Regions from separate parts of the Homo sapiens genome. Here region 2 is linked to region 1. Evidence: chromatin loops called from intact Hi-C (ENCODE). Cell type or tissue: IMR-90. All regions are shown on one strand. Links, peaks and the distances in the headings refer to the core of each region. The heading gives the core; the rest is flanking DNA. Region 1 has its middle 28 kb from the start of LINC01080. Region 2 holds the start of LOC101927238 (a long non-coding RNA gene).

Evidence for each region. Hi-C counts contacts between places; a loop is a spot of excess contacts. Peaks named below come from ENCODE experiments on the same cell type or tissue, not always from the same donor. Only the 100,000 strongest peaks of a DNase experiment are listed, where the experiment ranks them.
Region 2: it touches region 1 in a loop (2.0-fold over the local background); 4 of 110 quality-filtered maps call a loop at or near these places.

Annotation. Positions count from the first base shown.
Region 1 is chr13:80,031,307-80,047,324 of GRCh38, forward strand. No RefSeq gene overlaps it. Among named protein-coding and RNA genes, the nearest start is that of LINC01080, 28 kb to the left of the region's middle. In IMR-90, for the core only: no CTCF peak of the experiment used is centred there; DNase peaks (open chromatin) are centred at 6,385 and 9,445; H3K27ac peaks cover 378 bases.
Region 2 is chr13:80,208,213-80,224,230 of GRCh38, forward strand. LOC101927238 (a long non-coding RNA gene) reads right to left here and starts at 10,569. Exons shown (of 5, transcript XR_245450.4): 1 at 10,243-10,569; 2 at 9,593-9,691; 3 at 3,050-3,146. RefSeq lists an enhancer at 10,050-10,550. In IMR-90, for the core only: no CTCF peak of the experiment used is centred there; DNase peaks (open chromatin) are centred at 6,609, 7,389 and 9,879.

The DNA.
Region 1 (16,018 bases), core at 4,517-12,516:
CTTGAGAAAGAACAGCAAAAGGACTAAACTGTCAAGAAATTCAATTTCTAGGCATCTTGAGTTTCTGAACTTTAGGGAAAGGGAGTCATTTACTTTATATTTCTCTGTGGCTGATCTATGATTAGTCATACAGAGATGTCAAAAGATGTTGACAGAATAAGAATAATAAGCATACATTTATGGCCTTCGTCAACAGCCTAGGAGATCAACTGTCCCGTTAACCAATACCTAGCACTTCCTCCAATGGATAAATCTTGAAAAAAGGGGTTTCCAGATGCAGTTTATATCCAGGTAGTTCATTGACCTTTTTGACACTTCCTTTGTCAATCACTTTTTCCAAGATGAAGGAAATTTGAAAGTCTACAAAGATCACCAAACTTGCTTTCTTTGAGTCAAACTTGCTTTACTTAACTATGAACTGGCAGATGTGTCCATTCCAGTGGTCTGTAAATACTTGGGAAATGGTGAAGCAGTTATTTAGCATGTTTGCCACTAAACATGTTGCCCCCTTCCCATTTGCAGGTTGATCACTTGAGGAAAGAACCCAAACTTTTTGATGTTGACCATACATCTTCCATTTGAGGGCAATTGCCTTTAAACGGGCCACATCTTTGATGTTGCACTTACCCTGGGAAAGATTTAGGTTAAATGGTGTTATTTATCCTAATATTATGATTGTTTTACTTTGGAATTATCTTTCTCAAACACAATACTGAACTGTCTGGGCTCCAAAAGGTGAAAATTGGAAAGCATAAGTTATTCTATACCTATAACACTTGGTTCTCCCAGACCAGCTAAGATGTTTTATGTTTCTAGGTTTTATTTTATTTTATTAATTCTCAGAAATGCGTGTTCATATTTTTCATAAATAAATGTAAATATCTCAATTGAAAATGAACAGAATTGAAAGTCAAATGCATATAAGAGAAAATATATTTCATCAGCCAACATGAAAAAAATTTATTAGTAAACAACAAAATGCACATTAAAACAAGATCTAAATTTTTACTTATCCAATTGGCAGAGATTAAAAATTAATTTAGGATATTCAATACTGGAGATAGTGTTTTGTTAGCAGGAAAGAAAAACGTTATAGCTTCTTTGGAAAATAATTTCACAGTGTGTAGAAGGGGTCTTAAATTTCCAAGTCTGAGACAGGTAATTTTAAATCCAAGAATCTATTCAAAGAAAATCATGTTAAATACAGGGAAACTTTTGTGTACAAATGTGCTCATTTTAGTGCTATTTAGAATATGGAGAAAAGGCGGAAACAAAGCACTTGGCCATAAAAAGAAATTCAAGTAAACTGTGGTACATTCAGTCTATGCATGTAGACATTAAATATACTAATGGTTATTTCTAATAATGGAAAAACATAATATTTAGTAAAAGAAGCACTGTAAAAAATTATAGTAAAATTTATGTATCAAAATTATATAGAAGATGCTTAAAAGACTAAAAATGCAATAAAATATTAATATTTGTTGTCTTTCTAGTGAGACTGAGTAAATGTTTTTAAGTCAAATTTTCCAAATTTTCAGAAAATTCTATATTCAATCATTACTCTTTTATATTTGAAATAAAATAAATTTTATTTTTAAAAAACATATGTACATTTTTTTTTCTTTTTTGAGACAAGGTCTCACTCTGTCACCCAGGATGGAGTGCAGCAGCTTGATCTCAGCTCACTGCAGCCTCCACCTCCTGGGTTCAAGTGATTCTCCTGCCTCAGCCTCCTGAGTAGCTGGTATTACAGGCATGCGCCACCATGCCCAGCTAATTTTTGTATTTTTAGTAGAGATGAGGTTTCACCATGTTGGCCAGGCTGGTCTCAAACTACTGACCTCAAGTGATCCGCCCGCATTGGCCTCCCAACATGCTGGGATTACAGGTGTGAGCCACTGTGCCTGGCCTATGTACATTTTTAAATGGCTACTCTGCAATACTAATCTTCACATGTAGAGTTCTTGGACTAACTACTATGTTTTTATTTCAAATATAAAACTTCAGAATCACAACACTTAAAACATTACTATAACTTTATATCCTAGTCACAATATGATATGGTTTGGCCATGTCCCAACCAAAAATCTCATCTTGAATTATAATCCCCATAATCCCCACGTGTTAATGGAGAGACCAGGTGGAGGTAATTGAATCATGGCAGTGGTTTTTCCCACACTGTTCTCATGATAGTGAGTCAGTTCTCAGGAGATCTGATGGTTTTATAAGTGTTTGGCAAATTCCTCCTTGGCTCATTCTCTCTCCTGCAGCCCTGTGAAGAGGTGCCTTCCACCATGATTGTAAATTTCCTGAGGCTTCCCCAGCTGTGTGGAACTGTGAATCAATTAGACCTCTTTTTTAAAATAAATTACCTAGTCTCAGGTATTTCTTCATAGCAGTGTGAGAATGGACTTACACATACGATTTTTTTGCAGCTAGTCCAGCTTCAGCTGTCTTTGGTAAAATTAATCATTCTTCTTAAAATAATGATAGACTTGTGTCTCATAACTTATGTTTATAAATTATAAACTTATGCCTCATGTCTAATTCTAATATACTACTAGTCAACTTTATGTTCAGGACTTCATACATCCAAAGTTCTCTGTTAGAGGTGCATGACATTCTCTAAAACTATTAACAGACTAATTTTTGGCCATAGCTTGTTCTTTTTCCCCTTATTTCCTTCCTAATATAATACTTACATTCTATCTAGAATTCCAAGAGACTTTCATTCCTCTGTTTGGTAAATGAAAAATAAAAGTTACACTTGCAGAACTTCCTCCTCTGCCCTTCTAATGTTGTAAGTGTCTTGGGTGATCAGCATGAGAGGTACGAAACCTAGTGTTATTCTAGCTGTCTTCAGTCACCAGTAATCCCATGTTCCTGGACTATGAAGCAAGTTAGAGGTCTTGTCAGAGGACTGTGCGTGTGTGTGTGTGTATCAGCAAAAATGAAAAGTAGAAAATATTAAAAAATACAAAAAAATTAACTTCAAAAATCTTAACTAAGTTGTTCTCAATGTGTGGTCCTCAAACAAACTGCATTTCTGACTTCTTAGACATGCACAATCTCAGGCCCTCCATAGACCTACTGAGTTGAAACCTGTGTTTTAGCAAACTCTCTGGGTAATTTTGATAAACATTACAATTTGAGAACCACGGCTTGAGAAGAAGCCCTCCAAAAACTTCAAAGTAGTATGCAAACTAATTGCGTACAAGTACATTTCGAACAAGGTTGAGGCTAGCCAGGGTGCTTTTTGGAGATGACTATTCTTATGGCTCGATGTCTAGCTTATTTTTCTCTTTTACCTCCTAAGTGTTAACATCTCTGCTTCCAGTCCTCTTGTGAATCTGTTTTGCCCTTTTCTTCTCTTCTAAAGGAAGCCTTTTATGGTTAGATTCAGTTGGCCGTGATGTTGGGATATGCCAAAGCAACAGAAATCCACACATTTCCTTTTCCAGATGACGAGCTTAGGATGGTCTTGTGGACTCTGTTCTACTCTTTTCTACACTTTTTATTTCGAAAACAATTCAGCCTGTTATAAGCCAGACTTATGTGTTTCCTTGAGCAACATCTATAGCAGGTGTGTGGCTTCCACATGTACTCATACAAATAAAAAATAATACATGAAAACTTTCATCTCCACTCCCACAATTCAGATTCACAAAAGTATTCCCCAGGTAGATTGTAAATTTCCATATAGATTTACTAGCTGGCAGTTTGCAGCTGTATCAAGTGTTGTTTGATCAGCATCTGGGAATGTCCAGAGAAAGAACCTATAATTGTTATTCTGGATCTGTAAAACAGCATGCCTTCCAGCCACTCCATGTTTTCATTTCCATATTTATGCCCCAGAATTTATTATCTATTTTCCAAATTCTAAACTTACTCAAATACTTTCATGCCTGGGCATTATTCCCAGTGAATTATTTATCATATAGTGAATTATTTCCTCATATAGTTTTTGTAGAATATTTTCTTATCTTTACACCATTTGTCTTATTCTGGCAGCCAAAATGGTTCTACCAGTAGATAAAGAAGGTAATATGATTCAGAGAATGGTAAATGGCTTCCTTGCAAAATGTCTCCCTTACTAGCATGATATAAGGCCTGTGTTTTAATTGATTAGTCAAATTTCCTAGCTCTGATCCCTCTCCCCCAGCTCTGATCCACGTTTTCAACTCCTTGCTTGGTGTCATTCAACCTTCTGAAACATGTTTTTACTCTGGAGCAATGATTCTTAAACTATTCTCTCCATCACTGTCACTTGCTGAACCTAAAACACAGATTTCTGGGCCCACCCTCAAACATTCTGATTCAGTGGGTCCTTAGTAGGGCCAGAGGATTAACATTTCTCACACCCTCACAGGTAATGTTGATGCTGCAAGCTGACATGACACTTTGAGTATCATTCATTTGCTTGACTGTTTTTGTGGTTTACCTTTAATTTTTACATGTGAAGCAGACACCACTGATGTCTCAGCCATCCAAAAGCCATTTCCCCTTTCTCCTTAATAATAAATCCTAATTTTCTATAGGGAGTCACCAAGGCCTTTTGCTTCAAGAAAGCCTGCCTTAAATTTCAGTTCCAGGATGAGAGTTGTAATAACTCTAAGATAATTGAGTTAATAAATTGAAAATAATAGGCATTTCATTCCCCTGTGAATTGCCTAGCATGAAACATGAATAAGATTGTCTGAGGAGCTTCTGAGACAGGATTCTTCTCTCTCAAGAATACACCTGGAAGAGCTAAACCCTTTTCAGAACCCTGGATTGATGGGATGTGATTGCAAGACAACTGCAACCAGCTTGTGACCATCAAGATTTATATGAAAACATTACATTGTACCCCACAAACATACATGCAATTTAAAAAAGGAGAGAGATTGCCATATGCTGAGGATAGTCAGGTAGAAATAAAGAAAATAATTAGGTTCTTAAAATGATGATGAGCCAACAAATTCACTAACCTGGAGCTGCTTTGCCTCAAGACTTATTATGTGGGATTTCTGTTTCCTGCAGCTAAAAGCGTACTAATTTATATTATCTATCTTTCTATCCATCCATCCATCTATTTATCTACTTATCTATATTTCACCTGTCTATATATCTATGTATTCATCCATCTATCTTTAACTTATCTCTACAATTAGATTTTATTTTCTTAGTAAATATTAATGAAGAGAAAAGATAGTTATAATACTATTAGAATATAGCTATGTTAGTTGGGGAGGCTAGCTTACCACCTATCAACATCAAATCAAGAAATAATCACATTTTATCTTATGCAGAGTTTTAGAAAGAATAGAATATAAGAACATTAAGTGTGGTGGGATATGCATAAAAGGACAAAAAGTCAGGATCTATTCAAGTGCACCAAAATGGTGGCCCTGGATTCCTGTTACACGGCAGGAAGGAACTGGGTAGACTCCATTTTTAAAATGTACTTTTGGGTGTCCTTTTATGCACTCTCACGCTTCAGTAATTCATTTTCCACCCTGCATTCAGTGTAATTATAAAAAAGATCTGATCAAGCCATTCTCATTAGAACTCTGTAAAGTCTCTCATTCTTCCTATAATAACCATTTGGAGCCCTTCACTTGGCATACAAGGCCCCAAGTGAGCTGGTTCCCAGTGGTCCCTCAGCACCATGTAGTACCACACTCACTGCCCCTAGCCCCGAAGTCCTGCTTTCAATTCTAGGTTCCTGCCACATGCAATTGCCTCACAAACCTTTACGTATAACACTTCCTCTTTTTAAAAAGGCATCTCCCACATCTTTGCCACTTCCCAATTTACCCTTCCTCTCTCACAATTCAACTTAAATGTCATCCCCATACTGAACCTTTTCTTGAGACTAGACTGTCTTCTTCTGTTCTTATACTCTTATACATAATTCTCTTCTGTGATACTTATCACATTTAATTGTATAATTAAATGTGCAATTAATTATTTAGTCTCTGTTTCCTAAATTACCACATGAGCCCTTAAGGGCAAGAACACATCTGTTTACTACCATATCCCTGGCACCAGACACTAAACATTGGTTGAAACAATCTCTTTTTTCTTCAGGCATATTCTCTGATGACATGTATGCTTCTTTTGTGAAACATTCAATAAATAAGAGTCAACTTGACTTTACACATGACCTTTCCTGCCACTATAGTCAAATGGGCAAAAATAGGCATTAATTTTCTTGCTTCACAAATGAGAAACTGAGGCCCAAAGAGTTTAACTAACCTGCTCATTTTTGTTCCATCTATGTTGACATTTGAAGTCAGAGAGCCTGACTCCTACTCACTGGCTTTTCCTTAGACTAGTCACTCACAGAACATCATTACTCAGCCTGCTCACAACACAACACTCATGCTTAAACAGAGTGCAGCTTTCTTCCGGCCGCTGCACCAGAATTTTATGCAGCTTACCCTGCCCTGAGTCATTCATGGAAAGCATCTGGGAACACATTATGTAAAATACACCATCTCACCTAAAAATGTTCTTCCATCACTAGGGCACAAAGGGTCAGTGGGGTGTTCTGGGAGAGTTATCTGAAAGGAAAGCATACATTTGGGGAGAACATTGCTCCCCGATTATGACCCCATGACTTGCCTGTAGAAAAGCTGGCGGGTGCTCAAGTGTAAAGACCTGGGAAAGCTTGACACTGAGTAAAAGACTTTCCGTTCCTTCTGTAAGGAGATACATTAATGCAGTCGTGGAAATGAATATCCATTCTGTGGTTTTGAACCTCTGAAAGTAGCACTTGGGCAACTAAAAAGTGTCACACCATGCCCTAGAGCTATAGAGAAAACTTGCAGAGTAATTGGTATTATTTGCCCAAGAGATAAGTGGCTTCTGAGAAGTTCCTATATGGTTGTGGACATGCCTCCGCCTCTTGTTTTTCCTTCTAACACTATTCTGACTATAGCTTAGGAGTGAGATTCTTCAACACGGTCACTATTGATGGCCTATAGTCTGCATGCTTTTGTTTTCAAATAAGCAAGCAGTTTATCCCTGCCTCAGGAAGTATAAAGACTGAGAAATGTCAACGGGCCAAGTTAAAGAAATATAAAGTCCAGTTTAGGGGCTATTAAAGGGCTTGGAAAATCTGTATTAAAATTTTGACATCAAAGTTATATGCTTCTCTCAATCAATAAACAATTGTTGAGTATCTGCTCTGTGTTTATTTGTGATGGGAGCAGTCAGGAAATTCAAAAGAGCACTCAGGGAGGTAGAAAGGCAGAGTAGATAGAACAAAGGCCTTAGAGTCAGAAGAATGGATGTGGTTTCAGATTTTCCACTTATTGGGTCAACTTCCTTTGGGCCTGTATCTTATTTGTATAGCTCTAATAGCCTTACCAACTTCACAAGGCTGTTGTCAGAACTGGGGAAGAAAAGTATATCAAAACAAACCCCCCACCACCAAAACTCATTTAGCATTTTGCTAGCTCTTTCAACAAATATTTTTGAAGGCCTATACTAGACTTAAAAAAACTTACCAGACAAAATCCAAATGCTCATGATAGACTCCTGTTTATTCTTCAAGGTTCAAATCAACTACAGCCTCTTCTGTTATGTCATTCCCTAAAATAAATCCCTTCCTTAATTAATCTTGAATGTCCTTACTTCATTGTGTTACTTTATATATTTGGTTAAATGTCCACGTTCAACCCTAAACTATGAGTTCCTCAAAGACAGAGACTGTGCCTTATTCACCTTTGTGCTGACATGATGCCCAGAGTAGCACCTGGTCCAGAAAGTATGCTTTCTTTGGAATCTTAGACTGGATGTATGAAAAGATGAATGGGTATGGGACAGCCTGGGCTCTGAGAGGGAAATCAGCATGAATGCAGGAAGAAGACCTTGACTGAAACAGAGGGTGGGTTTTGATTTGCAAGAGGAAGTGAAAGGAAGACAGTAAGTCCCATGACGAGAACCTGGTGAACTATGTTGAGGAATTTGGACTTAAATTTATAAGGTGTCAGAGTCTGTTAGGAATCCTTTAGCAAAAATATGATATGATCAAACTACTATCCAGACAAAAAAGAAAAGCTCTTATAATTGGAGAATTCTGCCCATAATCAATGTCTTGCTACACACTGAATAGAAAAATTTCCTGGAGCCAAAGATGGTCTTGCAATCCCGGGAAGTGCCCTTCTGCTCATGTCCAACAGGAAGTCATCAGGATAGATACACAACAGTGTATCTATCAGACACAAGGTGGTTAATGAAAATCTATTATAAACACAAAGTGTTGTTGAACAATGCTTGTATTAGAAGGGTTCAAAATGGGCTTATTTAAAAATGTAAAGCTGAATTTTTTCAATAACTTTTTTTGTGTGTTTTTACTTGCAGCAAGAAAATTCTCTTGGGCAAAAAACAATACATGCAATTTTAGTATGATTCACCTTTAATGTCATTTATTCTTCACAGATAAATATACAGAGAAGAAAAACATGACCTAAAAATGTTAATCCAAATGATAAAGGGTATTTTTTGTTACCAAAATTCTATTTAGTATTTACTATTGCAATACTAAAACACTCTCCGAAACTCAAAGATCAATGAAATCTGAAATTAACCAGCATTTCAAGGAGTAATTTAAATAACAAAATAATCTAACCTATCAAATATTTTGTCATAGACCCAACCTTTACAAAGTTGAGTAGAAATTTTCACTTTCCTTGCTTTGAAGAATCTGAGTCCTTCAAAATTGTATCAGATGTTTTTAGTTTTACTGTGTAAGCTTTCCTGGAAAGCTTCAAGTCAAGCATTTTTAAGGGAGTCTTTTAAAATGTAAGAGGGATACTAGAAATAAAATCACCAATAAATTCTTTATGGTATGAGCAAGTCTCTATGTTACGTGTGTTATGGGATCAACATTTCTTGTGTCAGATTTTCATAAAGTAGGATGTCAATGTTCACCTGACTGGGCTTTTTTCCTTAATATTATAAATAAGGTTGCAAGATGCTGTTCTCAAGTACCATATGTCTTCATTTCTATTGTTAAGAACCATTTCTAAAGATCTAACACAAGAGCAGATGAGCCACACTGGCTAGATTTGGGGGTAATTGGATTTTCTTTTCTCTTCACAAAAATTATGCATGCCTGGAAAGAACAGCAAGAATAAACTGCAACCGATGCCTACTAATTACCATCAGCTAGTGCCTGGCTTTTGAAATCTGATTTAAGAAAAAAAAATGAAAAAAAAAAAAACACAGGCTTGGCTGATAGAAAACTGTATAATGTTTAAGCAGTGATGAGGGAAGCCCAATCTTAAGCAGGCTAGACTTTGGACCGAACCCAACTGATGTTTCTCATCCTTGTTTATTTTGTTACTTGACATGATTCAACTCATTAAGGATTTCAAAGGTCCAAGGGAAAGTACTTCTACTTTGCCAAGGCATCCTTCGTTGGAATTCCATTATCTCCCATGATCCGAGACAAGGATTTCCTCCTACTCAGTTCTGAGTAATTATGTGTAAGCAAACCCTTGGTGTTCTTGCAGATGACTGTACTGAGTTGATGGTTCAACATGAATCATTCATGTGGCAGGCATCTTCAATGGAGAGGGTAAGGAGGGCTAACATTGATTTGCAGTGTTTATATGAAGTATGACTTTCTCATTCATTTCATTTGATTCATCAGAGTTGATGTTTGTCCCTATAAACCATTCCCTCTCCTAAAACGATTACAGGGAAAGAAGAGAGAACAAGCACATTCGATCAGTCCCTCCTCCTCTACCAAGTTTAATTTAGACTATGTCTTAAGAAATATTGTTTCCTCCTTGCAGAAATTGAGAATGAGTCGCTCCATCACCACCCTGGCCTGCCCCCCTTAACCCAGCATTTTTCCTCTCTTCACTTCTTTCCCAATCAGTGAAACAAAGTAAATATAAATTAGGCAACGATTTTTTTTTATATGCTGCATTTTATACTTCATATTTTTAAAGCTTCCCTCTTTTGGGGGTGGGGGTGGGAGAGGCAATAAATTCCTCTGAGACTATGATAAAGATGCATCCTCCCAGAATAATTCAACTAAGCACATATTTACAACTGGCATACACCTTTAGGGAGGTTAAAGTCTAAGGTGGATCTCCCCTCACACCTCCTCCCTCCCTCCCATGCCCAAGGACATTAGGTTAAACTTCTGATCTGAAAGTCTCAGATTTGAGGGCAATAGGAACTGAAGCTATTCTTTTCCTTACTTTTTTGATAACATACGTGACAAGGCATGCTACAAGTTTTAAGAGACAACAGCTCAAAAGAGAGCCTGGTACTCCCATCAGGACTCTGAGCCATAATGATTCTTGCATGTCTTTAAAAGTTTTGTTAAGAGCTTCAAAGAAAAAACAACAACACATTTGAGAGACTACCTTGGCAAGTCACTCGGTCTTTCTCATTCTTTTTTAACAGCTTTATTGGGGATATAACTCATATACCATACCATTTACCTAAAGTGTACAATAGCACAATTCATTGCTATTCACAGAGTTAGGCAACCATCACCACAATCAATTTTAGAAAATTTTCATCACCCCAAAAAGAAACCCAGTCCCAGTAGTAATCCATTCCTTATCCCTACCCTCCTCCAGCTCTAGGCAACCACTAATCTACTTCTTGTCTGTATGGATTTGCCTCCTCCAAATGACAGCACACCTGGAATCTGCCCATTGTGTTAACTCTTCTGTAAGACTGTTACCCCAAATGCAGTTACCATAAAACTACTCGCTTGAGTAAAACAACTGGGTGTGAGTGAAGCATTTTATTAGGCATGCAGAAGTTTCAAAGGTGAGCTTTCTACCTAGTTATGAGAATTATTCTAAAAAGAAGCAGTAACTACCACAAAAGCCATACACAATGATATGACATTTCAAAGTACCCCACCCAGTCTTGCTCTTTATAGCTGGTTGACTTCAATCCCAACTCTAAAAGCCAATGCTCGCTAGGAATTATCCCAAGCATCATTTCTCATTTATGGTCAACATTCCATTCACTGGAATCCCAAATAATTTCTGACTTCCCCCTGATCTCTGGAGCTTTTTTCTATGTTTATAGTCTCACAATAATTGTTTCAGATCTTGTGGCAGAGATGGATAGTTGCCTCTCCAAATATATGTTCTCCTTATGTACCTTAGTAAGAGAATCCCAATGTTTAACTAAGCACATTAGTGCATATAGCTTCCCTTGCAACTACATGTAGCTCTATGACTAAGTTCTGCCCAATTATATGAGAGCAGAAATGTTGTATACAGCTTCAGAGACGTGGTCCTAAGGGGTAGAGGCATGCCTTTTCTTCATCTTCTTCCTCCTTCCTTCTGGCTTAATTCAGACACAGTGCCAAACAGCCATCTTCGATCATCTATTGAAAGTCACACATTGATGCAGCGAAACAGCCATCTTCAGCCATCTAATGGAAGTCACACGTTGAGTTTGGCTGAGCAAAAACATAGATCAAGTGTAGGTTTCTAGAATTACCTTAGGTGTCTAGACTATCTGCCACTAGACTTTTTACAAGAAAGAGAAGTCAACTTTTGAGGTACTGTTATTTGGTGGCTGTTAGTCACAGAGGAACCTAATTCTAGCTGGGACTCCTTTACCATTTCTCAGACCCTGACCCTTTTGTGCCTTCCACTACTGGCACATTCTCCACCTCCCTTGTAGAATTTTCTCTATAGAGTAACTTCGTACTATCCAGCTACCGGCATGCTAAAACCCTGGAAAGGCCTCTGAGGCATGTATCCTCAACATTTTTATCTCATATTCTTAAAAAAAGAAATCCTTGGACACTAAGAAAGGAAAATTAGATTCACTAATGAGAGCCAATAATGTCTTCAGGGAAAAAAAAAAATACTTTCAAGATAGTGGATGAAAACTAAATAATAAAGCTGGAGGCAGAGATCTTTCCAAACATAGGGAGCAAAGTGCTTGGAGACTACAAGCCCTCAAATGTGTTTGGGAAAAAACAGTCATCTAATTTCTCTATGTAATTTCCCTATTCGGTAAATAGAAATTTGGCTGGAAACATTGATTGAGCCCCTATTCTTGAGAGCCTTTATGGGGCTTGTACCTCTCTGCCTGGGTTATTATCAAACTACCTGAAGACTTTCCAGTCATCTCAATCTTCTCCTCCAAATAGCAACTGTGACCTTCCTAAAATGCCAATCTGACCATGTCTCCCCCTACTGAACTTCCCTCAGTGACTTCCCCTTGTTCTTCAGGTAAAGTCACAATTATCAAATGGCCTCCAAGGTCTGTAGCACCTGGCCTCTGCCCACGTTTCAGCTGAGCTCCCCCTCACCACCTCTTGGCCATGTCATTTTCTTTTTGTTCCTTCATTGTGTCAAATTTCTTCTCACCTGGGTGTCTTTCCTTATGCCGCTCCTCTTACTTACTCTTCTCTCACTGTTATAATTTCCTGAGTTTCAATCAACCATCATTCAAGTCTAGGCTTAAAACATGACTTCCTAGTCCTACTAGACCAGATGGGGCCAGGTTCAGCCCGGTATATGCTCTCAGAAAAACCTTATACTTATCCGTTATCTCTTGTATCACAATCGTAAGTTATTTTTGTAATTATTTCTTAAATGTCTATTTTCCCTACTGAGCCATGACACCAGTAATTATGTCTGTCTTTCTCTTGATTGTATTTCTAGAACCTAAAATAGTTCCTGGACCAGATTAAATTCTGATAAATATCTGTGAATAAATGAAGGGCAGAAATATGATCAGAACTGTTCTCTCTCTAGATCTATCTATCTATCCTGCCATAATCCTTGGTGATATGGTTTGGCTCTGTTTCCCCACCCAAATCTCATCTTGAATTGTAATCCCCATGTGTTAGGGTAGGGGCCTGATGGGAGGTGATTGAATCATGGGGGCAGATTTCCTTCTTGATCATGATAGTGAGTGAGTTCTCACAAGATGTAGGTGTTTGAAAGTATGTGGCACTTCCCCCTTCACTCTCTCTCCCCTGGTCCACCATGGTAAGACATGCCTACTTCTCCTTTGCCTTCTGCCATGATTGTAAGTTTCCTGAGGCCTCCCAATCATGCCTCCCATTAAGCCTACAGAACTGTGAGTCAATTAAACCTCTCTTCTTCAAAAATTACCTAGTCTTAGGTAGTTTTTTATAGCAGTGTAAAAACAGACTAATTCACATGGGGACTAGAGACAGCTCATTCCCTAAATTAAAAAAGAAGTACCTAAATAAGCTACACTAAAATTATCTGAGACTGTATATTTATGCTTCTATTTCCATCATGGGATAGCAAGTTTCTCAACGGCAAGAACATGTGTATTTAACTGTCTGGTACATAGTCATCATTTACCGCAATATACAAAGCAACTTACGTCTCTAGAAAGTATGTTGGCCCTTTATCCTCATCTATTTGACCTCTCAGCATTCTGCCCCTGGTCCTCTCCACCAGTGACAGCACTAAGGCCCATGGACTTGAAGACCACCTAAAAGCTGATGATTTACCAGACTGGAACTCTGGTTTCAATGCTTAGCATCTGTGGTAGCATCTCAAATGTAAGAGAATTAGTAGTTCTGTCTTTTCCTCTATCCCTTAAAAGCTGTTTGTTCCATGTATCCTTCATTTCAGAAAATGGCATCACCATCCTCTAAGTTCTTGCTATGGCCTGAATATTTGTGCCTCCCCCCAAATTTATATATTGAAGCCATTATTCCCAGTAGATGCTGTTTGTATGCAGAACTTTTGGAGGTAATTAGGTCATGGGGTAGAGCCCTCATGAGATTAGTGTCCTTATAAGAAGGGACATAAGAGATGATTTCTCTATCCATCATGTGAGGACACAGCAAGAAGGCAGTCATGTGTAAACCAGAAAGGGGGTCCTCTCCAGGAAATGAATTGGCTGGCACCTTGATCGTGGACTTCTCAGCCTCCAGACTGTGAGGAATAATTTCTGTTGTTTAAGCCCTGCAGTCTATTTTATTTGTTTTGGCAGCTGATGAAGCTAATGCTCAAGATAAAATCCTGGTTACTTACCTTGCTATTATGCCTCATGTCTAAACCATAAGCAGGCTCTTCAGTCCTACTTAAGCAGCATACCCAGAATCCACTGAACTCATTTTATCTTTACTGTCATTGTCCTCATCACAGACCCATCATCCTCCATTCCTCCAGTGGCAGCCACACTGATTTCTTTGCCCTCTCTAGTGACCCTTCCTTCTGCCTATTTCCACATAGAAAACAGGACAATCTTCTAAAATTGCAAATTAGATCATATCATAGGTTAGAACACTTTAATTGTTCTCAGTGGACTTTGGGAAAAAAACCAAAAAAAAAAAAAAAAAAAAAACACCCAAACATTGGAACTCTTTTTCAGAGTGTATGACATGGCCTATGACATTCTAGAAGATCTGACCTCCCCACTAGTCTCTAGTCTCATCTGGGATGCTTTCCCATCACCTGTTTTGTTCCAGCCACATTGGTCATTGTTCTTTCCTTCAAATACACTATTATCTTATTTACTTATTTTCTAGTTTTGTTGTTGTTGCTTTTTTTCTTTTTCTGAAACAGGATCTTGCTCTGTCACCCAGGCTGGAGTGCAGTGGTGCAATTGTAGCTCAGTGCTTGAACTTGAACTTTGAGCTCAAGCAATCCTCCCACCTCAGCCTCCTGAGTAGCTGGGGCTACTGGCACTCTCCGCTATGCCTGGTTTATCTTTTTTAGTTTGAGTATAGACGAGGTCTTGCTGCATAGCCCAGGCAGGTGTCTTCTAGTTTTTGTTTGTTTGTTTGTTTGTCTTTTGAGATGGAATCTTGCTCTGTCATCCAGGCTGGAGTGCAGTGGTGTGATCTCAGCTCACTGCAACCTCCACCTCCCGGGTTCAGGCGATTCTTCTGCCTCAGTCTCTTGAGTAGCTGGGATTACAGGCGCACGCCACCATGCCCAGCTAATTTTTGTATTTTTAGTGGAGATGGGGTTTTACCATATTGTCTAGGCTAGTCTCAAACTCCTGAACTCATGATCCGCCCACCTCGGCCTCCCAAAGTGCTGGGATTACAAGTGTGAGCCACCGTAGTTTTTTACTACACCCCCTCTAGTTTTTTACTACACCCCCCTCACTAGACCATTAGCTTCTTGAGGCAATGGATCTGCTTTTCTTTTCACTATCCTTTCTCCAGCACTTAGACCAGGACATACACTGTAACAGGCCCTTAGCAGATATTTGTTGAATGAATTAATTACTACAAAATGAGAGCTTGTGGAAGTAGGCTGAATTGAATGAGAGAAGTAATGACAGTAGGAGAAATAATAGCACACCCTTGGAAAAGAAATTGGTGAGGAAAGAAATCACACAACGAAAAGTAAAACTTTAAGAGATTCTGGATGTTAGGTTTTAATAAGTTTGGATCATGCACCCCTTTACAAATGTTATGACATTGTATGACCCACATTTTCAAGGTGTTCCTTGGATACTCTGAATCTCAATCAAGATCCTCTCAGCAAGGGTCATGGATGCCAGTATAATAATTTCTAGAAGGTGATCACTGACAGCTTTACCTTCTGGGGGAACACTTCATTCTGAAGATTAGCCCCCATTTTACATTGCCACTTTTTTGACATGTCAACCATTATCTCAAATTCCCCCCTTTAGATAGACAAAAACGAGAGTACCCACCTGGTGCTGAATTAACCTTGAGAAATTTTAGGTTAGGTAAGGCTGTGTAGGATAAAATATAAAACAAAAAAATTACCTTAAGAATCTGTTTCCCACAGTGGAGTTCCTCCAGATACAGCCAACTTTGCTAGGTTTCACTTAATTATAATTAAAATATCATTATTAAAATTTCTCAGGAATTACACTGTGCTCATCGCTTCCAGAAAGAAGTAAATTATTGTCAAACTGTGTGGATACAGATCCTTGGGTCGAATATAGTTTTTCCACTGGATTAGTCTAAAAGGTAAAAGAAAATGCATGTCTTTAGAGCATTTCCTCTTGTGCACATTCAAATATACAGTGTGTTGAAGGCCTGGGAGGCCATCCA
Region 2 (16,018 bases), core at 2,731-10,730, 180 kb after region 1:
TTTAATCTTTAGGAAGTCAATTGTATTGTTAGACTTGTAATTTAGAGCCAGTTGATAAGTCATGAACACTCATTGCTCTCCTTAATGACTGCACACCCCCTGTGCCATGCTGTCCCCAAACAACAAGCACCACCAAAAGAGTATTATGCTAATTAGCCTAATTTATTCACTTTGTATATTAATCTTGTTTTCACTGAAATTACAAGGGTTCTGAAAGAAATCCCAAAAGAGGAAGTCTAAATAGTGGGAATTACAGTGTTATAGTCATAATGACTTATGCGGCTTCCCAAGATATCGAACTCCTCTGTAGAGAGCAGCAGTCATTTGAATATTTAGTAAGTTTTAGAGTATTTTTTTAAATATTCTTTTTTTTCTTTTTTTCTTTTTTTTTTTTGTGGCAGGGTCTCACTCTGTCACCCAGACTGGAGTGCAATGTTGTGATCTCAGCTCACTGCAACCTCTGCCTCCAAGGTTCAGGCGATTCTCCTGCCTCAGCCTCCTGAGTAGCTTGGATTACAGGAGTGTGCCACCTTGCCCAGCTAATTTGTTAATTTTTGGTAGAGATGGGGTTTCATCACGTTGGCCAGGCTGGTCTTGAACTCCTGACTTCAAGTGATTCTCCCGCTTCGGCCTCCCGAAGTGCTGGGATTACAGGCATGAGCCACTGTGTCCAGCATAAAATATATATATATATATTTTTTGGAGACAGAGTTTCACTCTTTTTGCCCCGGCTGGAGTGCAATGGTGTGATCTCGGCTCACCGCAACCTCCACCTCCTAGTTCAAGCGATTCTCCTCCTGCCTCAGCCTCCCGAGTAGCTGGGATTACAGGCATGTGCCACCACCCCAGCTAATTTTGTGTTTTTAGTAGACACGGGGGTTTCTCCATGTTGGTCAGGCTAGTCTTGAACTCTTGACCTCAGGTGATCCACCCACCTCGGCCTCCCAAAGTGCTGGGATTACAGGTGTGAGCCACTGCGCCCAGCCCAAAATATTCTTTACATTCGTATCTTACATAGATTTATATCTATGTATACTATGTATCTGTGGTAATTCTACATATGTAAACACACATATACATGTATACGTAAGGTATTATGTAAATGTGCATGTGACAGATAATAGATACAGGTGGAAGAGAAGAAACACATCACTGCTTTGAATGAGAACACCATAGTCAGCAATGTGAAAAGCCTATAGTCTTGCTGCAAGAGTGACAAATGGCCCTGAAGATTTTCTAATAACTAGAAAATCTAACAAACACAAAAAACTCACAGTGCAAATTATGTGTTCTGTTACACGCTCCCGTAACTGCTACTCATTTTTGCCCAGCTTAACCATCCAGAAAACAGTTAAAAGTTCTATTCTAGGCCAGGCGCAGTGGCTCATGCCTATAATCCCAGTATTTTGGGAGGCCAAGGCGGGTGGATCACCTGAGGTCAGTAGTTCGAGACTAGCATGACCAACATGGTGAAACCCCGTCCCTACTGAAAATTCAAAAAGTAGCCAGGCGTGGTGGAGGGCGCCTGTAATCCCAGCTACCCTGGAGGCTGAGGCAGGAGAATTGCTTGAACCTGGGAGGTAAAGAGTGCAGTAAGCTGAGATCGCACCATTGCACTGCAGCCTGGGCAACAAGAGCAAAACTCTGTCTCAAAACAAACAAACAAACAAAAAAGTGTAGCAATGTATTATAGCTCTTGGTGCTAGAGTGCTAAACCTCCCCTCCCCACCACTCCCCACCACCAACACACACACATTTTATTTTTCACTCTCCCCAGGTAAAAAGCAGTTAGCCTCAGGGCAAAGCCATGACTTGAAGTTGAGGATAAAATTAAGTTTAGTGATTAAGCAGTCTCAGTTACCTGATTTCATCTGAGACCCTTCATTTCCTTATTTCTCAGAAACCACGGTAAGTGTTGTTTCTAGGATGGACAAACTGATAACCTAAAACTGCACAGAAGACTCTGAAGTACTGAAGCAGAGAATACTCTGTTATAGAAACAAATAACCCTGTGTAATTTTGCTGTCCTAGAATGATGACTGGGGTGGGGGGAGCGGCAATTGCAACCTTCAGACCTACTTTGTCTCTCTGAGACACCCTGTGATATTTGGACTTGTAACCAAAACACCTGGGTTTGAATCTGACTCTACTACTTAGTCATGTGTGACTTTATAAATCTGTTTACATCTCTGAATCTTAATTTCTTTTCATCTGTAGAATTTTAACAATGCCACCTCATAGGAGGTTGGCAAAAGTGATTTAAAGTTTATTTGTATTGAATTTTTCTTAATTACCTTCAATATTAAAACCAACTTTTTTAAGTCCTTAGAGGATTTGAATACACTGACATCAGTTTTAGGAATATTGGTTAAAAATAACTCTGGGAAGTTTCAGTTGTGTTGGCATCACCCAGTCCTTGCTCTGAGCTCATGCAACATAAAGTCAGTACACCCCAGAGCCACCTCAGCTGCTCCAACTCTTGCTGATGTTTTTTTTTTTTAAAAGTTGAAAATTATATACATTTTCCTTTCAGCTAGCATTTTTAGTGAAATAATTCCAGTTTATATTTAAGCTTTTTGATTTTACATGCAAAATATATCATTACAACCATTAAAAAATATTTCATGTAAAAAAATAAATAAATAAAATGACTGAGAGGAATTATCTAGGAAAAGGTGTTAGATCACAAAGGAAGATTAAAAGCCCTCCATGGGGAAGGAAGACATGAGAACTGTTTGGGACCTTCAGAAGATAAAAAATGCGAACCTTGAGAAGAGAAAGAAAAAATAAAGAGTTTTAGTGTTAGTGTTAACTACCCTTATGTGAGGGTAGTAGCCCTAGAGTGAAGTGGGCCACTAGAAAAACAATATATTAGAAGTATGTAAATGAAAAGTAAAGTAGCACAAAAAAATAGTAATATCAAAGGTGAGTTTGGAAAATGAGAAGATGTGGACTTCTCTAAATTGATCAATGTTTTTGACATCATCAATTTATTTGCATAAGTTGAGATGTGTACTTTACACCTACTTCAAGTATTTCTGATACTTACCACAAGAATTTTTCTCCACTAGATAGACTAGTTATGAGTTTTTCACTGGCTAATTGTGTGTTCTATAAGATAAGAACACTGTGGGCCAAAGGTACTGCTGAAAAAAGAAACGGAAAAAATGGTGCAAATTAAAGATTATCATGGAGATGACATTGTCCTGATTCTTCATAGCAAGGGATCAACCAAACAGCCATGGAACCTAATTTAACTGTCTTCTGTTTGAAAGACTACCCAAAGGAAGAGTGAGGAAGGCATTTTTACTCACAGGAAGGAAAATAAAGAAGTTGCTTGAATAGGGCAACACATTTTTGGCTCCCAAATATTTCATTGATCTATTATAGCTTTGCTATCTAGCATGCACAATACCATCAGCTAAATTCAGTGTGAATGGGGGAAGTAGTATTGTGTGTGTTTAAAATTTTAGTGCGCCAGTGCTCCACATCCACTCAATTGAAGTGGAGCCAGTCCTGTCCCAGAAACAGTTCAGCAGTTTGAGAAAGGCCAGATGAAGTTTCATGTGAAATGATGTTCGCAGAGGAAGAAGGATGAAACAGATTGTGGCCTGCAGACATACAGATGGGGGTTATTTTAAAAACATCACCAATGAATTCTGGATGCTTATATATCTGAATTGTACATCAGTTACTTACTTACAGTTAATACTCTCTAAACCATTAAAGAAGGAATGAAAGTAATAAAATTAATTGTTCATTCATTAGCCCAAGAGCTTTTACATTGTACAAAATGGCTATAGAATATCAGCCTGATTGTATCAGCAATGGGTTATGCCTTTGGTACCAGGGAGTGCAATCTTCATACTCCCTAGATAGAGCATGCCTTCCCTAGAATGGCTTCTGGGAACCTAACTTTTCTTCTTTCTTACCTGAGTTGCTCTCCTCTTGAGGGAAGGCATCCATCTCTTCCTGGGGTATTGTTCAGTATCCTGATTCATGCTCTCACCTGGTGCCACATCCCAAAGTAACCTGAATGTTACTGTTTTTGTCATCTTTATTAATTATCATTTAACTTCGATTATGTAGAAAAACATGGCTATAGAGTATTTTCTAACTGGACTAGAATTCTATTTCTGTGCCCTACTACCTATGTGGCTTAGATTGAATCATTTCTCCTTCTCTAGGTCTAAATGGACCTTTTATAGGTGGGCTTTGCTGCTTTTATCCCCAAGGTGCTCTGTTAATGATTGTTTCTTTGCTGTGTGGCAAGAACATTACTACAAATGGAGAAATTAGAAATAAGATGAACATTGTCTCTGAGGGGAAATCATGAGTTAAGGTTTGGATATGCTGAGATTGAATCAATATGAATTTAACCCATTGGTGTTCACTCATGGCTGGTGCTTAAGGAGCTAAAGCTAAATATCCCTGGACTGGTGTGTACATAACCTGAGCTTGTTCAATGCAGAGTGCTTTAAAACCTTCCATGACTCCCTGCTTTCTTCAGGCTGACATCCAAATATGACAAATTTTTTTAATTTATTTTTATTTTTATTTTTCTTAGATGGAGTCTTGCTCTGTCACTAGGCTGGAGTGCAGTGGCACGATCTCGCCTCACTGCAACCTCCGCCTTCTGGGTTCGAGCAATTCTCCTGCCTCAGCCTCCTGAGTAGCTGGGACTATAGGCATGTGCCACCTTGCCCAGCTAATTTTTGTTCCCTTAGATTGTGTTAGTAATGTAAGATTTTAACAACTTTTTAGTGGAGGTATTTCTTTTTATCTGAATCTTCCATCAAGTGCCAAATGCTTTATGGGGAATCTAAAAAAGTCAAACTCATAGAAACAGAGAATAGAAGGGTGGTTACTAGGAGTTGAGGGATTCAGGAAATGGGAAAATGTTGGTCAAAGTGTACAAAATTGCAGTTATAAGATAAATAAGTTTGGGAGACTTAATATACAGCATGGTGACTCTATTTAATAATAATGTACACAAGGCTGGGCGCAGTGGGTCATGTCTGTAATCCCAGCACTTTGGGAGGTGGAAGCAGAAGGATTGCTTGAGCCCAGGTGTTGGAGACATGCCAGGGCAATATAATGAGACCCCATCTCCACAAAAAATCAAAAATATAGCCAGACGTGATGATGCATGCTTGTGGTCCCAGCTACTTGGAAGGCTGAGGCAGGAGGGTCCCTTGAGCCTGGGAAGAGGAGGCTGTAGTGAGCCATGATAACACCACTGCACTCCAGCCTGGGTGACAGACAAAGACCCTGTCTCAAATAAATAAATAAATAAAATTATAATAATGTATACAGAATACTTGAAATTCCTTAAGTGAGTAAATCTTAACCATTCTTACTACACACACACAAAAAGGCAACCCTGTGAGGTGATGGATATGTTAATTAACTTGATTATGGAAATCATTTCACAATGTCTACACATATCAAAACATCACATTGTACGCTTTGAATATATACAATTTTTGACAATTATAATTTAATAAAGCTGGAGGAGAAAAGTCAAGTTCTATTTTATCACAAAGAGGCATTACCTATTATATGGGCAAAAAAAGATGTGAAAACATGCCTTTGTTTAACAGAATGGCCACATTCTGTTAAACAAAACAATATTCTACAGGATATTTATGATCTATGTAGAGTTAGTATTTCTATTCTTTGTAGAACCCTGTTGCAGTTCTACATCTATTTCAATCCTGCCTTTCAATAAAATGCTAAACTATCATATTTGTCTTTTAACCTAATCGTCATACCTTTTAAGAAAGCATCAGCTAACTTTATCTTAAAATCTTGATCTTTGCAGCATTCAAATATTGGTACAGACGACATATGGGTTCTATAATAATCTTATTGTGGTTATCTTTATTATTTAAAACCAAATTACATTTAAATGCATTCTGAAATCTTTGAGTACAGGCTGAGAAATAAAAAATAATCTTGTCTGGGAGAGACCATTGTGATTTCACCCACAAATGATAGAAACCTCAAGTATTTGTTCAGGTCATTTAGGTATGCGTGTGTGTGTGTGTGTGTGTGTGTGTGTGTGTTTCATAATTCCACTTGACATTGCAGAAGTCTTTTCTGTTTTAAAATATTAACTCTACATTTGTCTTGAACTGCCTTATATTTACAACACTCCCATTAATATTTTTGACCTGGTCTAGTATTTCAGATAAATTCTTTACCCTGACACAAATCAATAATGAAGTGCAGTTTAGTTAAGGCTTCTATTAGGCCTGATTTTCTCAGGGATAATATGTGATATAGTAAACATCTTGCTTTTGCTTATGTGGTACTTCTGGGAGCGGAACAGTCTGCCCTCGGGCAAATGAATCCCAAGCCAAGGAGGGATGCACCCTTCATATTCTGTTAATTGATTGAAAGGGCAAATGATCTATAGGGAAAGTTGCATCATTAACTTAATTGAGGGCAAAGCCTAATTAGAGGGGAAATGGAGTAGACAGAGCCAGAGACACAGCAGGCCTTCATCTGTGATGTCAACAAACAGACCTTGTAACTAGAACCAGACAGAGACTGCAGGCCTTCATTTACATCTTCAGTTTCAATGTGAAAACATTCACTGTGTGACTGTATGTGTGAGTGTGTGTGTGTGTGTGTGTTTGGCCAGGGGAAAAGCAAAAGTTTACATACTTAGATAGAAATCAGTTCCTCCCAGGTGGAAATGCCTAGTGGGAATCAATATGTTTTAAACAAGTTAACTGAATTGTATATTTGAGAGGTTAATCTGAAACACATTTGAGCTCTAAAACCGGGCGGAAGTGGGGGAGGTCCTATTCTCACTTATAGAGCGGACGTAGAAGTAAATCAACCAAACATAAAGATTTTTTTTTCCAACTTGAGTATGGACAGATTACAGTGGGGATTTATTTTGAACACGACTATATTACTGTACGAACACATACAAAGTATTTGAACAACATAGGTCAACACCAATTTATCCTACAATAAGTAGCCATTCCGAAATAGGTATAAAATTATACTGCATTACAAAAGATAGGAGATATTGATTCCATTACAATGCATGTTGCAAGTGAAGATACCCAGGTTCCCCTATATTTTGTAAGTGAACTGCTTTCTAGCAACTCCTGGCTCCTTGATTGTCTTCTTAAAATCAGAAGCCACTGTATCATAAACAACAGTAATAAACTTAGATGCTTCTTAAGTGCTTTAAACTTTGGGTTCAAATTTGAGCTGAGACTAAGACAGGTGGTGATGGTCAGAACATGTGCTTTTTATTCTTTCAGAAAATTCCCTGTCCAACTCGCCGATGAGTGCATTTTTCTCTGAGTATAGCAAAACAAACAAAACCTTTCACAAGAAATTCCACTTATGAGAAATAAAGAATGTAAGCAGACATGTTTTGGCTACAGCACTAGTTGTTAAAATACATGGGTATTCTTTCAACTGTAGTCATTCATTGACTTTACAAAAGCTGGGCCCCATTTCTTACTTCTTACGCATACACAGATTTGTATATCTAAATTTTTTAAAGTATAGCAATCTTAATAAATAGAATGAATGGCTACTGAAATATTTCAGCTAAGAGAGAGAAAATCACACGTTAATTAACTAGAATTTTATTTGTTTAAGCATACCAAGTAGGTGCTATATCTGAGAAATAAAATAAGCCCTTTTGTATATAAGAAAAAATTCCAGTGACTTTGGGCAGGAAACTAGTATTAACATTGTATTAATAGGTTGTCTTATTAGAGATCTGGATCAATTCATCATATTTTCAGATTTAGTTAGGAATTTTTTTCTTCTATCATTTATTTCCCTGAATATTTATATCTCTGCTTCTCAAGTTTGATTTATCTGCAAACTCCTGAAGATTTTCTTTTTTCTTTTTTTTTTTTTTTTGAAACAGAGTCTCTCTCTGTCACAAGGTTGGAGCACAGTGGCACAATGTCAGCTCACTGCAACCTCTGCCTCCCAGGTTCAATCGATTCTCCTGCCTCAGCCTCCCGAGTAGCTGGGACTACAGGCATGAGCCACCATGCCCAGCTAATTTTTGTATTTTTAGTAGAGACGGTGCTTCACCATGTTGACCAGGATGGTCTCGAGCTCTTGACCTTGTGATCCACCCGCCTCGGCCTCCCAAAGTGCTGGGATTACAGGCATGAGACACTGCACCCAGCCAAGATTTTCAAGTTGCTAAGTCATATTGTCAAAACCGTATATTTTTCTTGATAACTAATCACAGACAAAGTTTGATCTTAACGGCAATGTGGTCATGAGGAAGAAGTCCAGCTGCAGCCACCAGTCTCAGAAGAAACACGCATGCTCTATCTTCCAGCAAAGTTCTATTTGTAAATGCTAAACTTACAAATTTCATCCAAAAAGTAACAAGGAATCAGTACCCTATAGTTTGATGACTTTCCTCAACCACAGGACTCAGGGCAACTAGGCTCAATTGAACAGTTGAATATTGCATTTTTGGTTAAATACAGAGATAATTTCCTTTCCATCTCAGATTGCATTTACTGAGAGATTGTTGTGAGTTGCAGTAAAACATAACTTTTGGTGTACTAATAACAGCATATCCATTTTTTCAAATCTAAATCCAAGGAGTTATTGGATTATGTTTAGCAGTATTTTCACCATACATCCATACTCCCTTCAGACTTTTTAACATTTTTCTCATCATGTTTTAGAAAGAGAAAAGATAACTCTTTGTTTTTTGTTGTTGATGGTTTTTTTTTTTTTTTTTTTCAGACAGAGTTTCACTCTTGTTACCCAGGCTGGAGTGCAATGGCGTGATCTCGGCTAACTGCAACCTCCACCTCCTAGGTTCAAACTATTCTCCTGCCTCAGCCTCAGCCTCCCGGGTAACTGGGATTACAGGTGCCTGCCACCACGCCTGGCTAAGTTTTGTGTTTTTAGTAGATACAGGTTTCCCCATATTGGCCAGGCTGGTCTTGTCCTGACCTCAGGTGATCCACCCGCCTCAGCCTCCCAAAGTGCTAGGATTACAGGCATGAGCCACCGTGACCGAGAAAAGGTGACTCTTATTGAAATTATAATTCAGACCTCTGCTAGAGTGGTGGTTTTGAATTAACTGACTGGTTCTACATCTATACTGCGTTTGCTTCTGGGGAACATGGCTGAAGGCCTTTGCCACCTAAAGGGCCTTGGAGCAGAATAAAAAGTCCAGGTCTCTTTGTGGCAGATATGCTTATATCTGAACTGATAATAAACACTGCCTGGAACGGGTAAAGGAAGAGAACATGCCACAGGTGTTCCAGTCTTAAGACTCAAAATCCTCCCTGTCATGGGTTCCATAACTATAGAATCCCAACACCATTACCAGCAATGCATAAAGAAATCCATGCCCTAAATTTTTTAAAAAACTCAGATAATAATCTTAGTAATTTGTCCATATAGTGTTAAAATCTGTATAACTAATATTTTGATTTTCTTCTAAATGCTTAATATTAAGTACTTATCATGTTTATCCTCATATTGAGTCCCTATTCTTGGATCTTAGAGGAAAAAATTTGTGATTTTTTATTAGAAAGATCTGAATTTGAGTCCAGGTGTCATCACTTACCAGTCACGTGATCCAGAGTAACACTAAAGCTTTTCTTCATTTTCATATGAAGAACTGGAATAGTAATATTTCCTTTGCAGGATAATTGTAAAACTTAATCTAAAATTAAAAGAGACAGGAGGAGTAGGGGGATTGAGGGATCAACATTTTATTCTGAGCACAAAGTATGTCTCTCTTGAGTCACAAACCTTGCCCCCAGATCACATTAAAATGACTCAAAGGAAGTGGGAAAAAGAATAAACTGATAACAATAAAGGGAAGGTAGGGAGTAGGCGTATTCACTAGCAGACAAGAGACGTCAACAAATTCCGGGTAGATATGAGCAGCTGAAAGCTGCAGAGAAACAAAGGGGAAGAACGCGCATTCCAGAGAATGCCCACAAGGAAGCTTAGTGGGCCATTCTCTTGGTAGTAGCACTATGGGCTCAGAGTTGACAACTAGGAGAGCAGGAGTGAGAAACGAAGCAAAAACAAGGGGCTTAGGTCAACTTTCACCTACAGTCCCCTCCACCCCTCCTGCAGGCAGAAAAACTGACACCACAGCCCAGCATTTACCTCCAGGCTAATCACTGTAGGGCTTTATCTTCAAAGAGTGAGCAAGCTTCCTGTTTAAAGCTAACCATTCAGTATGGACCAGGAGGATAAACTCACCTCCCTCTGCAGTGGAGGGCCAAGCTGCTTTCTGGTCCTCTGCAGGTGAAGTCCGCCACTGGAGCTGATATACCTCCTTTGCATCCCGAGCCGCTTTGGGGAGTGGAGGGAGGTGGAGAGAAATCACTGTGGAAGCTGACTTATTTACAGTACAGCTACCCATATCCATGCTGACCACCTGTGATATAGGAGGCCTTCATTTTTCACTAAGAGCAGTTAATCACGAATCACTAGATCAATGTGGAAAACCGTTAATTATAGCTATGATTTCTTAGTACTTCCTATATAGTAGATTTCATTCAATGTCTTGATTTATTTATTTTTTATTATTTTTTTATTTTTGAAACAATCTCGCTTTGTTGCCCAGGCTGGAGTGCAGTGGTGCGATCTCGGCTCACTGCAACCTCCGCTTCCTGGGTTCAAGCTATTCTCCTGTCTCAGCCTCCCAAGTAGCTAGGACTATAGGCACACGCCACCACACCTGGCTAATTTTGTATTTTTAGTAGAGAGAGGGTTTCACCATGTTGGGCAGGCTGGTCTTGAACCCCTGACCTCAGGTGATCTGCCTGCCTCCCAAAGTGCTGGGATTACAGGTGTGAGCCACCACACCTGGCCAATGTCTTGATATTTTTAATTCATTTAATCCTACTAGGATTAAAGTATGTTAAGCAGGTACTATAATTATCAATGTTTTATAATTGAGGAAACTAAACCACATAGAAGTTGAATTACTTGTCCAAAACTACCTAATTAATAAATGATAGAGCTGAAATTGAAATCCAGAAATCTGAGTCTCAGACTCTACATTCTTGAAAGCTATGCCATACTACCTTATATTTATCACTTCAAAAAAAAATCTTTTAGTTTCAGGAGTACATATGCAGGTTTGTTATATATAAACTCGTGTCATGGAGGTTTGTTGTATAGATTATTTTGTCACCCAAGTACTAAGCCTAGTAGTCATTAGTTATTTTTCCTGATCCCTTCTGTCCTCCCACCCTGCACCCTCCAAAAGGCCTCAGTATGTGTTGTTTCCCTCTTTGTGTCCATGATTTCTCATTATTTAGCTCCCACTTGTAGTAAGAACATACAGTACTTGGTTTTCTGTTCTTATGTTAGTTTAGGAGGGACAATGGCCTCCAGCTCCATCCATGTCCCTGCAAAGGACATGATCTCATTCTTTTTATGGCTGCATAGTATTCCATGGTGTACATGTTCCACATTTTCTTTATCTAATCTGCCATTGATGGGCATTTAGGTTGATTCCATGTCTTTGTATAGTGCTGCAATAAACACATGTGTGCATGTGCGTTTATGGTAGAACAATTTGTATTCCTTTGGGTGTATACCCAGCAATGGGGTTGCTGGGTCAAATGATAGGTCTGTTTTTAGCAATTTGGGGAATGGCCATACTGCTTTCCACAATAGTTGAACTAATTTACATTCCCACCAACAGTGTATAAGTGTTCCTTTTCTCCGCAACCTCACCAGCATCTGTTATTTTTTGACTTTAATAATAGCTATTCTGACTGGTGTGAGATGGTATCTTATTGTCATTTTGATTTTCCTTTCTTTCATATGCTTGTTGTCCGCAGATATGTTTTCTTTAGAAAACTGTCTGTTGATGTCCTTTGACCACTTTTTAATGGGATTGTTTGTTTGTTTTTTCTTGTACATTTGTTTAAGTTCCTTATAGATGTTAGATATTAGACCTTTGTTAAATGCATAGTTTGCAAATATTTTCTCCCATTCTTGTACTACCTTGTATTTTAAAAAAGAAAGCCTTTTTTAAAAAGAGTAAGATAAAGAAATAAACATAATTCAGAGAACAGGAAAAAAAGTGTTTTAATTACTATGCTCAAAGAAATTTGAGAGCTTATGTCATGAGCGTCATGAAAATAGAAGCAGAAAAAAGAATGAGCTCTTAGAAATTAAAAACAAAATTGCCAAACTTAAAAGAAAAATCAATAGAATGAGTGGAAGATAAAGTTATAGAAGACTTGCAATGTTTTATGAAGTAAAACATTGAAAGAAAAAGATATGCAACATAGAGAATCATTCCAAAAAGTCTAAAATTCAATTAATAGAAGTTCCAAAAAGATAGGAAATAGAAAATGGGTAAGAGGAAATTATATAAGATATATTAGAACACTTGAAGTCTTGGTATTTGGTATTAAAGAGAAAAGGAAAAAAAAAAAAGATATATTAGAACAAAATGTCCCAGTACTGAATGTACAACTTTAGGTTGAAAAAGTCTGACATGTTTTGAGAAACATGAATTTTAAAATCCATATTCAAAATATATCTTCATGAAATTTTCAGCACATTAAGTCTAAATAGAGGTGTTGAAAACGTCTAGGGAGAAGGGGAAAATGCCTATAAGGATGAAGGACCACACTGCAGACTGACGAGATTTTCCATCAGCTATCCTGGATGCTAAGGAAACTTTGGGTCCAGGCTTTTCAAATGCCGAGAAGTAATTTTCTCAAAGGTGAAATACAGTGCGAATTCAACTATTAAGTCAAGGATGGGGGCAAAAGGGAGGCATTTTCACACTGAAATTGATCAAACAAGGTATAATGGTATAAGCATATTATTTGTATTTACGTATATAACCACCAGAAAAACTAAACATATCAATAGTTGAAAGTGTAGGCCTGGGAAACATAGCAAAACCCCATCTCTACGAAAAATAGAAAAATTAGCTGACCGTGGTGGTGCAAGCCTGTGCTCCCAGCTATTCAGGAGGCTGAGGTGGGAGGATCAACTGAGCCCAGGGAGGTCAAGGCTGCAGTCAGCTGTGGACTGTGGTCACACCACTGCACTCCAGCCTGAGCAGGAGAGTAAGACCCTGTCTCCAAAAAAAAAAAAAAAAAAAAAGGTGTAATTCTAAGAAGTAAATATGGGAATGAGAAAAAAGCATGAGTCAGGAAATTATTAATTTTTATTGCATGTCATTTTGTACTCTGATTTTTTAAAAATAATTTTCAAGTGTTAACTTGTATTTCTTTATTAAAATTGAAAAAAAATAGTATCTAAGGCACATAGTCATTAAATGTTGGTAACCCATTCTATATCAAGGTTCCATGTACTAACTCTTGCTCCACCACATTTTCTGTATAAGAGCTTGAATGAATTATTTAACTTTCCTCTGCCTCCACTGTGTCTTCTGTAAATCTGGAGAAAAGTAGTGAGCCTCGAACTTAGGTGTGCTTAGAACCTACCCACCATTCAATGTACAATAGGAATTATTAATGTTATCTTAGATAATATTAATGTACTAACTGGCTCTGTCCTTTATGATTTTATAGAAATTTTACATTAGTTCATTTCTTCACAACTGAATTTAGAAAAATCCTTACCAGATATGCAATGAGGTCTAAACTAAGATGTTCAAATATTAAATATAAACTACTTATAATTTCAAACAATTTGAAACCATTTAATTTAAAATGTGAGTGTACTCTGATTATTCAAAATTTTATATTTATACTAATATAGAGATTCCATATTTGTTTTATAGTAGTCCATTATTAAAAACTTTTGAAATCAAAACCACTGTATTTGCTTTGTAATTTTCCTAAAGATTGTCCCACAGATGTGACTTTTTTTTTTTTTTTTTTTTTTTGAGATAGAGTCTCACTCTGTCACACCCAGGCTGGAAGGCAGTGGCACGATCTTGGCTCACTGCAACCTCCGTCTCCTGGGTTCAAGCAATTCTCCTGCCTCAGCCTCCTGAATAGCTGGGCTTACAGGCACATGCCACCACACCAGGCTAATTTTTGTATTTTTAGTAGAGACAGGGTTTCACCATGTTGACCAGGCTGGTCTCGAACTCCTGAGCTCAGGTAATCTGCCTGCCTTGGCCTCTCAAAGTGCTGAGATTATAGGCGTGAGCCACCCCTCCTGGCCAGGATGTGACTATTTCTTACATAAAGGTTGGCACTCTGTGGTTTTAAAGTTGTGTTCAGGGGTATATGTCAACCTTGGAAGAAGTTTCATCACGGGAAACACTTAACTTGGGTCTGCTATATCACTGCTTCAAGGATGATGGTTGAAATATAATGCAGAAGACATGCATGATCTGAAAAAATGACAAACCACTTGTCTCCTACAAAGTAGTGGTAATTAGGAGAATTAGATGCTGTTACTTCCTGAAGTTTCTATTTGAAATATGACTCCAAAATTCATCGAAGTCATTACCAAAAACACATCATTTTGTCTGAGACAACAGCATACTAGCTACAATGTTTTGGTGCAATATTGCTCGGTCTCAGTGAAATTTGCTTGTAAGAGGATACGGTAAATGTATTAGCTTGGTACTTATCCTACCAAGTACCATACATATGAATGGTAAATGTATTAGCTACTGTAACAGATTACTACAAACTTTGTAGCTGAAAACATTAATTTATTATTTTATAGTTCTGGAGATCAGGAATCTGAAGTGGGTGTCACTGGGCCCAAATTAAGGTGTTGGCAGTGCTGATCTCCCCTGAAGGTTCTAGGAGAGAATTTGTTTCTTCACCTTTCCAGCTTCCACAGGCCACCCTCATTCCTTGGCTAGCAGCCCCTCCCTCTACATGCAAATTTCATCACTTCGACTTCCACTTCCATTGATTGCCACACCTCTTATCTGCCTCTCATCTTCCTGCCTCCCTCTTATAAGTTCCCTTGTGATGACATTGGGCCCAACCAGATCATTTAGGATTATCTCCCCATTTCAAGATCTTGAATTTGATCACATCTACAAAGGGCATCTTCCTGTGTAAGGTAATGATGAGTGCAGGAAATGCTACCCCAAAATATGGCACTTTGGCATACTGAGTATTTTAAGCGGAAAGAAATTGAGAAAACTGCAGAAGCAGAAAGGTCATTCTCTGACCTTCTCTGCCTTTCTTCCCTGAGGCCATAGAAAGAATTTGTTTTACCTACCTCTCCTGATAGTAGGTTATAAGATCCTCATTCCAGAGGGGTCCTGCCCTATACCTGGAGGCCAAGGAGAATCTGAGCAAAGAAGCCTTGCTAAATTTCCCTCAGTTTATTACCATTAGGTCAACCCCCCGTTTTGTCCAGTCATACTTCTACAAGACTTCTCTTTCTTTTTTTTTTTTTTTTTTTTGAGATGGAGTCTCACTATTGTCACCTAGGCTGGAGTGCAGTGGTGCAATCTCAGCTCACTGCAACTTCCACCTCCCAGGTTCAAATGATTCTCCTGCCTCAGCCTCCCAAGTAGCTGGGATTGCAGGTGCCCTCCACCACCCCCGGCTAATTTTTGTATTTTGCGTAGAGATGGGGTTTCACCATGTTGGCCAGCCTGCTCTTAAACTCCTGACCTCAAGTGATCCACCCACCTCAGCCTCCCAAAGTACCTGACTTTTCAATCTTCATCAAACCTAAGCATACAAATATACAGTTTTCCCTGAGTTTGGGGGTCTTTTCTGAAGGCTCCCGTTCCCATAATTTTTTTTTTTTTTTTGTCATCCAGGCCGGAGTGCAATGGCACAATCTCTGCTCACTGCAACCTCCGCCTCCCAGGTTCAAGTGATTCTCCTGCCTCAGCCTCTTGAGTAGGTGGGATTATAGGGGTGTACCACCATGCCTGGCTAATTTTTGTATTTTTAGTAGAGATGGGGTTTGACCATGTTGGCGAGGCTAGTCTCGAACTCCTGACCTCAGGTGATCCGCCCGCCTCAGCCTCCCAAAGTGCTGGGATTACAGGCACCCAGCCCCATAAAACTTTTGTTAAGTAAATTTCTTGTACTTTTCTCTTGTT